Linked DNA regions of Homo sapiens: region 2 is linked to region 1. A link is a contact called in ENCODE Hi-C or POLR2A ChIA-PET data. All regions are on one chromosome and are shown on one strand. Each heading gives the region's core, a stretch centred on a gene start or an enhancer-like site at or near the end of the contact. The rest is flanking DNA. Distances are from core to core; before and after follow the strand shown. Region 1 holds the start of HNRNPH2 (heterogeneous nuclear ribonucleoprotein H2). Region 2 holds the start of BEX5 (brain expressed X-linked 5).

The links. Hi-C counts contacts between places; a loop is a spot of excess contacts on that map. ChIA-PET counts read pairs that join two places held with the same protein, here RNA polymerase II (POLR2A). Pooled maps may share reads with other maps.
Region 2: a map of ascending aorta shows a loop between it and region 1 (21-fold over the local background). The contact joins the promoter of BEX5 here to the promoter of HNRNPH2 in region 1. A Hi-C loop is called at or near these places in 4 of 168 maps with a recorded cell type or tissue (CD4-positive, alpha-beta memory T cell, CD8-positive, alpha-beta T cell, ascending aorta and 1 more), 1 of 37 single-sample maps with no recorded cell type and 13 of 50 pooled maps. POLR2A ChIA-PET finds 5 or more read pairs at or near these places in 1 of 52 experiments (CD4-positive, alpha-beta T cell).

The regions. Positions count from the first base shown.
Region 1 is chrX:101,405,499-101,412,600 of GRCh38, reverse strand. It overlaps HNRNPH2 (heterogeneous nuclear ribonucleoprotein H2), which reads right to left and starts at 4,379. Exons shown (of 2, transcript NM_019597.5): 1 at 4,282-4,379; 2 at 1-665. The coding sequence starts at 612. RPL36A-HNRNPH2 (RPL36A-HNRNPH2 readthrough) reads right to left here. Exons shown (of 4, transcript NM_001199974.2): 4 at 1-665. The coding sequence ends at 609. It overlaps GLA (galactosidase alpha), which reads left to right and starts at 4,676. Exons shown (of 7, transcript NM_000169.3): 1 at 4,676-4,891. The coding sequence starts at 4,698.
Region 2 is chrX:102,152,757-102,159,858 of GRCh38, reverse strand. It overlaps BEX5 (brain expressed X-linked 5), which reads left to right and starts at 3,882. Exons shown (of 3, transcript NM_001012978.3): 1 at 3,882-4,000; 2 at 5,049-5,115; 3 at 5,557-6,147. The coding sequence starts at 5,594. The coding sequence ends at 5,929. RefSeq lists an enhancer at 3,926-4,065.

The DNA.
Region 1 (7,102 bases), core at 3,130-5,629:
CATAGCCATGAGCTTTCGAGGGGGATCATAGTGGGTTCGAACTTCAGCTCGGCTACTCTTGAAGATCTCAATGTACCTGTGCCCTATTCTTTCCTTGTGTTTCTTTAAGGCCTTCTCAGCTATCTCCTGTGAAGCAAACTGCACAAAGGCTTCCCCTGTGCTTCGCCCCTGAAAGTCCACTGGCAGTGTCATCCCATTTGGCACAATTTCCAACCCTGAAAAGAACTGAACAATCTCTTCCTTGCTACAGCCAAATGGGAGTCCTCTAAGCCGGACGAAGCCATCGTTGGCAGTATCAGGGCTATTCGGACCTGTATGCTTCAACACCCAATCCATTTCAACACTGTTAGACTTGAATACTTCAACGTATCTGTGTCCCATGGTTTCTCTGTCCTTCTTCAAAGCCAATTTCACTTCCTCTTCAGATTCAAGTTCAACAAATGCTTCACCACTTGGTCTGCCTTCTCTGGTGTAGATGAAACGAATACCTGATGTGCCATTTTGGATCTTGCAATCAGAGAAGAAGCGCATCACTTCATCGGCTGAGCAGGACCAGGGTAGGCCCCTGACCTTCACCACGAACCCCTCCCTGCCTTCCGTGCTCAGCATCATGGTGATTGTTGGGCTCTTGGTGGCAAGTTTGGCTCAATGCAATTTTGGTGTAGCTGAAAAAAAAAAAAAGAAGACTACTGTCATGGAAAAATGCTCGTGATATAGTAAGAGAAAAAAGCAAACTATTAATAGAAAATTCAATTATGCTGACAGCTTTTCTGTAAGACGTCTGTATAAACAGAGAGTTCACCAAATTTTTAACTCATTCATTTTTTAGCAGTTATTTATTCAATGCCTATTACGTGTTAGATACCATTAAAAATTAACAGCAATCGGCCGGGTGCGGTGGCTCACGCCTGTAATCCCAGCACTTTGGGAGGCTGAGGTGGGTGTATCACCTGAGGTCAGCAGTTCGAGACCAGCCTGGTCAACATGGTGAAACCCCGTCTCTACTAAAAATACAAAAAATTGGCTGGGCGTGGTGGCAGGTGCCTGTAATCCCAGCTACTCGGGAGGCTGAGGCAGGAAAATCGCTTTTATGTACCCAGGAGGTGGAGGTGAGCCAAGATCACGCCACTGCACTCCAGCCTCAGCGACCAGAGCAAAACTCCGTCTCAAAAAAAAAAAAAAAAAAAAAAAAAAAATTAACAGCAACAAATCAGTGGGAGATGTCAACAAATAAAAGATGGCTATATCTGAATATATAAACATAAAAAACTTCACTAGATCAAAAGATTAAACAACAATTAAAACACAAACAAAACACAGGTTATGTAAGTTCTTTATATAATATCTTCATTATATAAAAATGTATGCAAATCAATAAAATCAGGGAAATATTTGGGCTCCAGAGATAAATGAAAAAAAGACATTATTGGGAATTCACACATTCATTTTAGAAACATTTTTTAGTTGCCATGTCCAATATTCGGCTCTGGCATACAAGAATCAATAAGCCCAGAATGGGCTTATGGTCCTACAGGAGCACCGAATGTCATTATTAAAGATGTAAATGCAAATATACATTATACTTGCCATGACCCTCTGAGTGGAGTGTAAGCATAGTATCAAAGAGGGACTAGTTGATCAGTTCTATTGGTTGGAGGCCAAATGGTTAAATGAAACAGACTAATCTGCCCAGGGATCCATAAACATTTTTTTTTCTTAATTATGATGAAGCACAAATAGGAGAGGGAAAAGCAAGTGAAAAGACTGGCAAGGCATAGATCAGATCCCAAAGACTTTGATATACAAACACTAAGCGCCTTTTAAGACTTTTAAACCGGGGAGTATGTAGGGTGACTTCACCAAAACTCTTTCAGACAGATCACCCTGGCAACAGCGTGGCACTCAAACAGAAGGGGGTCGACGTGGAACTAGGGAGATTAGTTAGAACTTGTCTCATAAATATATGTTAAAGGAATCGCCTAAGGCAACAGGAGTAAAATGGAGAAAAGATGTATCTACACATACCAAAAAAAGTGGAATCTGCGGGACTTGATAACAGATTAAGTATGAGAGAATACAGGTATAGGAGGATACAGGAGAGGAATCTGGGAAATGTTCAAATTTAATCAATCTTCCAGCAAGTTAAAATCAGAACTAATCGTTATTTTTCACCCATCAAGATAATGGAAATTAAACAGCAACAGTAAATCAGTGCTATGCAGTTCACAAACTAATACACTACCAGAAGAGTGATAATTGATATAAACTATTTCCTTTTTGATAAACCCCACTATATCCTGAAAGCAATTTGATAATATGTATCACGCCTTTTGACAGCAAATACATTTCAGTTATGTGCCCTAAGGAGATGATCTGAAATTCAGACAGATTTATGGAGCTATATATTCTTTGAAAAGTACTTTATTAAGAAAACGAATATTATGCATTTAATTTTAAAAGTTACAAAAATATTTAATAACATGAGAAATTACTTATGCTATAATTGTAAGTGACCCAAGAGCACAACTGCTTTACAATATCAACTGTGTACAAAATACATGTTCCCATACCCTTTGACACTGCTAGAATCCTTCCAGGAATCTAGTCAACAGAAATACTTACAAATGTTCCTTGCAGCACTGTTAGTAATGGCAGAAAATTGGAAACCTAAATAGCCATCATTAGAGGAATGGCTGAATGAATTATACTTTATCCTTAAACTGGAATGCAATGCAGCCATTTAAAAAAAATCTATCTGCCTTGACCCAGAAAGATCTCCAAAATACATTAAATAAAAGAATATACATAGTATGATCCTACTTATAGTAAAAGATTGGCATGCATGTATATACGTATGTAAATAAATAAAAGATCTGGAAGCAAACTTGTTTTTGAGAGAACTGAAGGGTGGGGGGGTGAAGTGGGCTTTTCGCTTTTTACCCTATATACTTCTATACAGTTTTAATTCTTTACATTTGCTGTACTGGGATTTTTTCTTTTTAAGTTAGAAAGAACATATTAGTGGTTACTCTGAGTGGGAGGTTTATGGATTTTCCATGTTATTTTTCCAATTTTTTTATGCAGCCTTAAATTTCTACAGAAATAATTACTTTTACTTCAGCAAAAAAAGTAACATAAAACAAATTAAAATGTTTGCATTTCTGGGATTTGGTATAGGAAATTTTATAAAATTTTCTAATTTTGTATGTGGATGGTTTATCTGAAATGGTCTGGGAGCACTGGGCCTCTTGGAAACAAAGTACAAAGTGTAATAACGGCCATAAAACTACACTGAGGAAACGATTTAACAAACATTTACTGATTGCCGATTATGTGCCTAGCACACTGCATCTGCAGTGATAACAGTTTTCCTATTAACCATCCTAAGGTCTCAGTGACAGATTTACAAGCTGTTTTTTTATTTCATTTTGCAGGATTTTTTTTTTTTTTTTTGCTTGCCTTATCCCTGGGATAACCCGTCCCATTTAATTCCCTGCACCGCTCTATTCCTTAAGAGCCCTTCTGTAGGGGCAGAGAGGTTCTACTTCATTACTGCGTCTCCTGGGAAGGCCATCAGGACTGCTGGCTAAAGTGGGAACCAGGACTCTTTGTGAGTTAAGAATTTGTGTATTTATATGTGTGTTATACACATTTTTTAAAAAACTGTAACGACATCAGGTTGAGCAGTCGTCTCCGGGTGGTGAATTATGTGTATTTTTAAATTTTATACTATATTGTTATTTTTCAAATGTTCGAAATTGAATATGTAGATTGTTGTTATCAGCAGAAAAATAAACATTATTCAAATACTCTATTCAGTAAAGTAATTTATTGGGCGCCTTTGTCAAGCACGCATTTGCCTAGATGTGACTCTACAGATAAAATTCACTTGGGGCCTCCCCTTACAGACAATCAGGCAGTGGAGACTGAGTGCCTGAATGGATAGACCAGCACTCAGACCACTATTTTCAGTATCTGTTTTTCTTAACTCAGGGCCGTGGTTTTCAAACGTTTTTCGCCTTACGGTCACCCTTAGGGGTCCCCCGAGACCGGCCCAGACAGACAGATATACAAAAACACATACACAGTCATGAGCGTCCACCATTTCCCCACCAGGCGCAGCACAGGCGGCTTCCCGGCACTGAGATGGGGGGGAGGAGGGAGAGAGCGCGAGGGGGGAGGGGAAAGCAGAGAACGAAAGAGGCGGAGGCGGCCCCCGAACCCCGCTCTGGTCTTCATCATCACCACCCCTGGGTCCCCAGTTCCCACCCACACACCAACCTCTAACGATACCGGGTAATTTTCCTCCTTCTTCCCTCAAACGGCTATAGCGAGACGGTAGACGACGACCAGAACTACTTCTGCTCACGTAAGCGAGTAATCACGTGAGCGCCTACGTCATGTGAGATCTCGGTCACGTGAGCAACTCTCGGCTTAAACTCGGGATCACTAAGGTGCCGCACTTCCTTCTGGTATGGAAATAGGGCGGGTCAATATCAAGAAAGGAAGAGGGTGATTGGTTAGCGGAACGTCTTACGTGACTGATTATTGGTCTACCTCTGGGGATAACCGTCCCAGTTGCCAGAGAAACAATAACGTCATTATTTAATAAGTCATCGGTGATTGGTCCGCCCCTGAGGTTAATCTTAAAAGCCCAGGTTACCCGCGGAAATTTATGCTGTCCGGTCACCGTGACAATGCAGCTGAGGAACCCAGAACTACATCTGGGCTGCGCGCTTGCGCTTCGCTTCCTGGCCCTCGTTTCCTGGGACATCCCTGGGGCTAGAGCACTGGACAATGGATTGGCAAGGACGCCTACCATGGGCTGGCTGCACTGGGAGCGCTTCATGTGCAACCTTGACTGCCAGGAAGAGCCAGATTCCTGCATCAGGTATCAGATATTGGGTACTCCCTTCCCTTTGCTTTTCCATGTGTTTGGGTGTGTTTGGGGAACTGGAGAGTCTCAACGGGAACAGTTGAGCCCGAGGGAGAGCTCCCCCACCCGACTCTGCTGCTGCTTTTTTATCCCCAGCAAACTGTCCCGAATCAGGACTAGCCCTAAACTTTCTCTGTGTGACCTTTCCTGGGATGGGAGTCCGGCCAGCGGCCCCTGTTTCTTTCTCTCTCTCTCTCTCTCTCGTTCTCCTTCTCTTTCTCTTTCTCTTCTTTCCTCTCTCTTTCTCTCTCTCCCTGCCCGGTTCTCTTTTTTCACTGCTCCTTGCAGAGCAGGGCCACCCCATAGGCAGTGTGCCCAAAGTAGCCCTGCCCGGTTCTATTCAGACCCTTCTTGTGAACTTCTGCTCTTCCTCTGCCGGGTGCTAACCGTTAGAACATCTAGGGTGGGTAGGAGGAATGGGGAACTAAGATTCGTGCCATTTTTTCTCCTTTTGGGGTCGTGGATTTCTCGGCAGTATCTCGAGGGAGTTAGAGAGACCATAAGGTCGCTGAGATCTCTCCCACCTCGCCCATGAGCGTGGCATCAGGCTGGAAGGTTGACATGGAGGAACTTTATACATTTACACCTTTGCGTGAGGGTTGAGGCTGGATTAGATAGGTATTGAACATATCTGACCCTCACAATCCTTATCTGTAAATTGGGATTACAACCTTTTAATTTCAGGGAGCTGACAAAAAAAATCTGAAAAATAGTTCTTATCTCACACAGGTGAGTTTTCAAGGAGATAACCTATTTAAAGTACATAGCACAGCGCTTGACCATTCAACTGCGCTTACAGAGCAAATGTTCAATGGGAAAATGAATGTAAATCTACAAATCTGAATGAATATGTGTATTTTTCTGGAGAGAGGATATTTACCTTTCTTCAAATTCTCAAAGGGCTCTGTGATTTAAAAAAGGTTAGGAATCACTGATAGATGTTGGTAAAAGGTGGCAGTCACAGTACATTTCTGTGTCCATAAGTTATTCCTATGAATATCTTTATAGATAAAGTCAGGATGTTGGTCAGACATCACAGAAGAAATTGGCCTTGTAAGTTTCATGTGACCCTGTGGTACAGTATGTGTGGCAATTTTGCCCATCACGGATTTTTTTTTATTGGTATTTGCATCTGATTATAAAACTAATGCATGATCATTGCAAAAAATGTAGATAAAGAAGAGCAAAATGAAAATAAAGATTTCCCCCCACCGTTCCACCACCCAGAAATAATCATGGTTTAAATGTTAATATACAACCTTACAATTGTTTTCTATATAAATGAAAACATAGATTTCTTTATTTCATTATTTTCCATAAAAAATGGATCATGTTTATGTCATGTTTGGCTAATGGCAAGACCCTGGCACCCAGTCTGGGCTCAAATTCTGCCTCATTGTTACTTAGCCCTGTGACATTGGGTAAATTACACTTTTTTTTTTTTTTTTTTTTTGAGACGGGGTCTCGCTCTGTCGCCCAGGCTGGAGTGCAGTGGCACGATCTCGGCTCACTGCAAGCTCCGCCTCCTGGGTTCACGCCATTCTTCTGCCTCAGCCTCCCGAGTAGCTGGGACTACAGGCGCCTGCCACCACGCCTGGCTCTTTTTTTTTTTTTTTTTTTTTTTAGTACAGACGGGGTTTCACCATGTTAGCCAGGGTGGTCTCAATCTCCTGACCTCGTGATTCGCCCGCCTCAGCCTCCCAAAGTGCTGGTGTGAGCCACCGTGCCCAGCCTTACTTTTTTTTTTGAGAGGGGGTCTCACTCTGTCACCCAGGTTGGAGTGCAGTGGCGCGATCTCTGCTCAGTGCAAACTCCACCTCCCGGGTTTAAGCAGTTCTCCTGTCGTAGTCTCCTGAGTAGCTGGGATTACAGGCACACCACCACGGCCAGCTAATTTTTGTATTTTCAGTAGAGACGGGTTTCACCATGTTGCCCAAGCTGGTCTCGAACTCCTGGCCTCAAGTGATCTGCCCGCCTTGGCCTCCCAGAGTGCTGGGATTACAGGTGTGAGCCACCGCACCCGGCCTCTTTTTTCTTTTTTAGTCTATCATACCTTGCAAATACAGTGGTTCTTCCTATGTGTTGGTTTTGATATTTATGTAATCAAACACATCAGTTTTTCCTTTCTGATTTCTGACTTTGGGGTCATGCTGAGAAAGTCCTTTC
Region 2 (7,102 bases), core at 2,633-5,132, 750 kb before region 1:
AATTCCTGATGTATGGCTGCTCCACCATTTGTGATTACTTCAGTTTTTTCAGTTTATATTAATTAATGATATAATAATATGGACTCAATTGCACTAAATATTTTTAAATGACCATTTGGTCTTCAATTGATTTTCAAATGGTTCAGAAAAAAATAATAATGTATTCTTCAATATGAAGGGAGAATGAGAAAGCAAATATAGCAAAACTGAGAACTGGGAAATGCAGTGAAGGGCATGTGGGGTTTTTCTCAAAAACATTCTATAAGTTTGAAATTATTTCATAATAATTTTTTTAAAAAAAGATCACTTACATAATGATGGGAGATCTTTTTTCTTTGTTTCATTTTGTTTTTTAACTGTGACAGGGTTTCCCAACTCTATCTGATATTAAAAATTATGTCAAAGGAGCTTCTTAAATGCAGGTTTTCACACCTGACTCTAATCTATTAAACTAGGATCTTTAGAGAAAGAGCCTAAAAATCTTAACCCCAAGTGCTTCTTATGATGTGTTAAGTTTAGAAAACATTACCTGGTGACCTTGAGAAGTGTATTTAAATAAAAAATTAAACAAAAGAAAAAATAAAATACAATAATAGTTAAAAAAAATAAACCAGGTGATATGGTTTGGCTGTGTCCCCACCCAAATCTCATCTTGAATTGTAACTCCCACAATTCCCATGTGGAACCCAGTGGGAGGCGATTGAATTACGGGAGTGGGTCTCTTCTGCGCTGTTCTCATGATAGGGAATGAGAATCATGAGATATGATGGTTTTAAAAACGAGAGTTCTCTGCACAGGCTCTCTCTTTGCCTGCCACCATCCGTGTAAGACGTGACTTGCTTCTCCTTGCCTTTCATCTTCCACCATGATTGCAAGGCCTCCCCAGCCCCATGAAAGTAAGTCCAATAAATCTCTTTCTTTTGTAAATTGACCAGTTTCAGGTATGTCTTTATCAGCAGTGTGAAAACGATTAATACGCCAGGCAATATTAAGCATTGGCAGACATGAAAAAGCAGGAATTCTCATACATTATAGATACCAAATTTGGACATTTTTCAGGATTGACTTCTATGACACTGAAAAATATCCACACATATATAGAAACGACTGTTCTAGAAATTTCAAAATTTGATATTAGTATGAAAATTTTATGTACACAGAAGTTCAATCAACATCATCTATGATAATGAACACTACAAACAACCCAAACATCTATAAATATGAAAATGAATATGTGTGTACAATAGCAAAGACTTGGGACCAACCCAATGCCCATCAATGATAGACTGGATAAAGAAAATGTGGCACATATACACCATGGAATACTATGCAGCTATATAAAAGATGAGTTCATGTCCTTTGCAGGGACATGGATGAAGCTGGAAACCATCATTCTCAGCAAACTAACACAGGAACAGAAAAACAAACACCACATGTTCTCACTCATAAGTGGGAGTTGAACAATGAGAACATATGGGCACAGAGAGGGGAACATCACACACTGGGGCCTGTCTGGGGGTGGGGGGGCAAGGGAAGGGATAGCATTAGGAGAAATACCTAATGTAGATGATGAGTTGATGGGTGCGGCAAATCACTCCATGGCACATGTATACTTATGTAACAAACCTGCATATTCTGCGCATGTATCCCAGAACTTAAAGTATAATAATAATAATAATAATAATAATAATAATAATAATAATAAGAAGAAGAAGAAGAAGAAGAAGAAGAAGAAGAAGAAGAAGAAGAAGAAGAAAATGAATATGTGTGTATTATCTTTGTTTTTGAAGGGAGATATTTGGACTGATTTAGAGTAAAATGTGAATAGTATATTTCCTGTAGCGGGGATAAAACTGATATTATCCTTCTACCTTACCTGTGTTTTCTAATTTTGCTGAGGGCTTTTTCTGGTACCTTGGGAACTTGCTCAGCCCAGGTGTAGGACAACTTAAAAGTGCCAGAGATTTTAACATCCTCAGCGTGACATCCACCAATAGAGGGCCAAGTCTGTAGAAAAATACCCCAACTTCTCATCACTAGTTAGGATAATTCTGAGGAGCACTCTAAATCATTTCTGAGACTTGGAGGGTCCCCAGCAGATTTGAGCCAGTTGCCTTTTGGTCTTGTCAGGATCTGGTGCTGTATTTAAAACAACTTTTCCATTCTATTATATAAAAAATAACATGCTAAGTTCTATTTTTAATGGTTTAATGTCTTTTATGCAAACATTTAGTGTCTATTTTTAAGTGTATGAGAATGATAAGGCACTTCATTGTTTTTGAAAATAGTCAATTATCCCGATACAATTTCTTCAATCTAACCTTTCCCCACTGATTCAAAATATTTCAATGCATTTACTAGCATTTTTTCCATATTTGGGTTTGATAATTGAATTTCTTTTCTGGTTCATTTGTTCTAAATTTATTCTGGTACACTATTATCTTAACATTGTAATTTCACAATACTTTTTAAACTTTTATTTTAAGTTCAGGAATACATGTGCAGCTTTGTTATATAGGTAAACTGATCCTCTCCCTCCTCCCATCCTCCACCCTCCTGTAGGCCCCAGTGTTGTTCCCCTCTATGTGTCCATCACAATACATTTTCATCTGTCAGGGTAGCTTCCCCAAATTATTGTCCTGAATCATCAGGGCTAGGTGTTATTGTAAATTGTGGTTACACTAATACAATTTAGAGGAGATCATCAGTTTGTCACAGGTTCTCAAGACATGAAAATCCACCAGAGAGGCTCTATTAGACTCAATGCATCATTTCACGGAAGGACATGTAGAGATCCTTCACGAGAAAATCACTTCTTTCCTTCTTTCCTTCCTCTTTTCTTTTCTTTTCTTCTTCCTTTCTTTCTCTTTCTTTCTTTCTTTCCTTCTTTCTTTCTTTCCTTCTTTCTTTCTTGACAGAGTCTCACTCTATCGCCCAGGCTTGGTGTGCAATGGTGCTACCTCGGCTCACTACAACCTCTGCCGCCCAGGTTCAAGCAATTCTCCTGCCTCAGCCTCCCGAGTAGCTGGGATTACAGGCGCCTGCCACCACGCCCAGCTACTTTTTGTATTTTTAGTAGAGACGGGGTTTCACCATCTTGGCCAGGCTGGTCTTGAACTACTGACCCCGTGATCCACCCACCTCGGCCTCCCAAAGTGCTAGGATCACAGGCACGAGCCACCGCTCCCGGCCTTATTTCAAAGTCCTTAAAGGAGGCAGGGGAATGCTTTCTGGAAGGTTTATATTTATAATATGATTCAGCAGGAGAAACAGATTGCCATGTTTTTACAACTCGAATCCTGTTTTTTCAACTGAAAATAATTGTATTGTCTAGTTATAAAAACAACAACAAAATGAATGCATGCTGATGAAAAATAAAAGGAACCCCCTTCCCAAATAAACAAACAAAAAGGAAAGTAGTTGAAGTGAAAAAAAAATTTGAATACCACTTCCTGCCTATTTTCCAGACTTCCTAGCCTCTCGCTCCCCACCCCTTCTCCGGGTTCCAATCTGGGACCAAGCCCTACAAGACTGTTAGGGCTTTACTTGCTGGACGTGAAGGGGAGAGAAGTGTGCGTTTAGGTGTATAGAAGAGGAAGAAGCGATTTTTTAAAAGCTCCAGCAGAAACCAGAGCAAGCCAAATACAAAATATTATGACCCGTTTGGTCGTGGGGATCGCTAAATAAAAAAATAGAGGGGTGGATAGTAGCCTGTGGTAGTGGTGGAGAAAGCACGAATGAAGAGAAAGGTGGCCCCGCCCACAGTCCCGCCCCCACCCTCCTGCCGCACTGCGGGTGTGAATGGTAATTGGAAATCTGAGCTCACAGTGACGTGACCCTTAGGAGACCCAGAGCCAATGCGTGGATTAGTCCCTCCTCCTAGTTGCAGTCTGGTAGTTGTCGCTGGCCGTGTGACGGCTCGCTGTTGCCCTGAAGGCAGGCGAGCCAGCTGCCCAGGAAAGGTGGAAAGTGGTAGAAGCTGACCCCTGAGCCCTGGCAGGTAGGTGGCGCTGACCGGTGTGTGAGCAGCAGAGGGCAAAGACCAGAGCGGGTCTAGGACTGGATACACACCCTTTCCAGATACACACCCGTTTAGTGCGAGAAATGGAGCGGTTGGGGAGAGGATCTCCCGAGGGGGCTGGATTGAGAATGGGTACCATTTGAGATCTCCTAGGAGGCCGGCCATCGGGCAATGTCTGATGGAGTCCAGCCGGTGGAGGAGACTGAAAGGAAACAGCCTGCTTCCTGCAGGTCCGCGGGAGGGAGGTACAGCCGGCAACCAAGGGTTGGGGAGGGCGGACCCTGCCAAGGTTTTAGGCCTGCCTTCTAGGTATCTTTTCTTCACCCTCTACCCATTTAGAGCTGGAAATGATAGGCTGCGGGGGCCGAGGAGAGGAATTGCTGCAGAGGAGGGGGACAGAGATTAGGTCTGGAAAGCAGGTCCCTATTGCGGCAGTTGAGCGGGCGAGCTTCTGACTGAGGGACAGAGGCGAGGAGCGAGAAACTGTTTTTGGTCTCAGCAGGTCGGTCGGTGTAAGCGTGGGCGCTACCTGTAGATCCTGGAGTGAGAATGACAAAGCGCAGAGACCGCAGCAGGTCCTAGTTTTCAATGCCCACATACCTCTTCACTCATCGTCCATCTTGATGCATAAAATGGTGGGCATGGGAGTGGGGATCGGGTGGAGAGAGGGCCTGATGGATATCTAGATTGAAATTCTTTGTGAATAAACTACGTATTCATTCAGCAAGCTCTTCTAACTCCCCCGCCAGGCAAGTTGCCTGCGTTGCAGAAAGGGTAACTAGATGACAGGTAAGAGGAAACAGTAGAGATGGGCGCCTAAAGAAGAGGTTAAAACGTTTTGGAAATAATCATCTTTGATGCCTATTTCTGGAAGGTGGGATAGCCTGTCACAGGGTGGGAAAAGAAGCCGTGAGACAGGATGGAGGAGAAACAGAAGGTGCTAATACTAGGAGAACCCTAAATCAACTCCCATTACCGGTCCTTTGATTAAAAGATCAGTCCTGGTAATTGTCACATTTGTCTGCAGGTCTTTAAGTGCGTTTGTGCAGCCGATTTCAAGGCTAAGAGAGAAAGACTGCCTCTGATCCCTGAAGGTAGGAGGTTGCCTGGGGCCCTCTGGTGTAGGGGTATCAAGGATCAGAGCAGAATCTGGGTGACTCACAGCCCTTCCTGCCCGAGTTGAGTGCAGGAGAAACTTAGGAGAGTCTTCATAAAATGACAGCCTGTATCTGATGAGGGAAGAAGGGAGTAGAGGGGCGAGATCTGGGGCGCTCCTGGAGAGCTTATTAGGATCCCAGGGAGGTGAAGTCTGGTCTCTCTATGATCGTCCCCCTCCGCTAAGTCGTCTTGCATTTTGGCGGTAGGAGTGGCCTGGGGAAGGGATTTTCAGGGAAAATGATGGGCTTTGGGGCAGCGCTGGGTCTGGGGCGCCCCCTACAGGGTTCATAAAGTTTCTCAGGTGGGAAAACCTTTGCCAAACAGAGCTCTGAATCCTATCAAGCATTCATTCCCTCTTCTTGCTTTTTATCTTCTAGGAAGAAAAAAAAAAAAAAAACAGGAAAAAAACTCAACATGGAAAATGTCCCCAAGGAAAACAAAGTTGTGGAGAAGGCCCCAGTGCAGAATGAAGCCCCCGCTTTAGGAGGTGGTGAATACCAGGAGCCTGGAGGAAATGTTAAAGGGGTTTGGGCTCCACCTGCCCCGGGTTTTGGAGAGGATGTGCCCAATAGGCTTGTCGATAACATTGATATGATAGATGGAGATGGAGATGATATGGAACGGTTCATGGAGGAGATGAGAGAGCTAAGGAGGAAAATTAGGGAACTTCAGTTGAGGTACAGTCTGCGCATTCTTATAGGGGACCCTCCTCACCATGATCATCATGATGAGTTTTGCCTTATGCCTTGAATCTTGAGGTTAATAATCATAAAATCCCTGCTTTCTAAATTCGCATTTTTCCTGGTGTACCTTTAATGTGAACCTTTTGGCATTCTTCTGCAATTTTCTGATTGGAGATTGCATTTTGACCTAGTCTGTAAGTTTTTCTGTCAGAAGAGGACTTTCATCAACTTTCATGGAAAGATGTTTATTGCATACTGTAAAGTTAATAAAGCAATTTAAAAGCAGTCTACAGATAGACTATTTCATTTAGATGTGTACGTATGCACACTATATATAATATATATGAAATATATATATATATATATATATATATATATATATATATATATGAATGAATGAAAACCAGAATGTGCTTTTTCTATGTTGTATAGTTACTGGTACTTTTAAATTTCTTTATTTTTTTCTTGGTTATCCACTTTTTCTCACTTTTCCAAAATGAATACATGTGTTTCCTATGTTTCAGGGAAAAAAAAAGTAAGAAGCAAGGAACTTGCCAATCAACTTATATAGGAAATGGGGGCAATTAATAAACACTTGAAACACAGTTTAAAGACATATAAATCTTATATTACCTATGGATCTCTCATTTAGAAACATGTACCTGATAATTACAGGTACGTTACATTATAAATGCCTTAGACGGCTGCTGTGGGAATCAAATGAGGTGATGACTGAGCTCTGTGTCTTGCTCTATTTATACATGCAAGGCTCCAGCCCTCTAAGTGCCCTTCATATTTAGGGAAGATTCCAAGGAGAGTGCCTATCAGCAAGTCCAGTTGATTTCCAGGTGAGTACGGGTTCAAAATCCATTATCCGAAATGCTTGGGACTAGCATTTCAGATTTCAGATTTCTGGGGTTTTTTTTCTGTTTTTGAAGCATTTGCATGTACATAAAGAGCTGTCTTGAGGATGAAACCCAACTCTAAACATGAAATTTATTTAATTTTATATACACCTCAAACACATAGCCTGAAGGTAATTTTATACAATATTTTTAATAATTTTGTGTGTGAAACAAAGTTTGCGTATATGAAGTCAGGTGTGGAATTTTCCATTTGTAGCATCATGTCATGTTCAAAAAGCCTTGGATTTTGGAGCACTTCGATTTTGGATTTTTGGATTAGGGATGCTCAACTGTAAATGCTTTTCTATTCATCTGCTACTCTGGCTTTCTTTCCT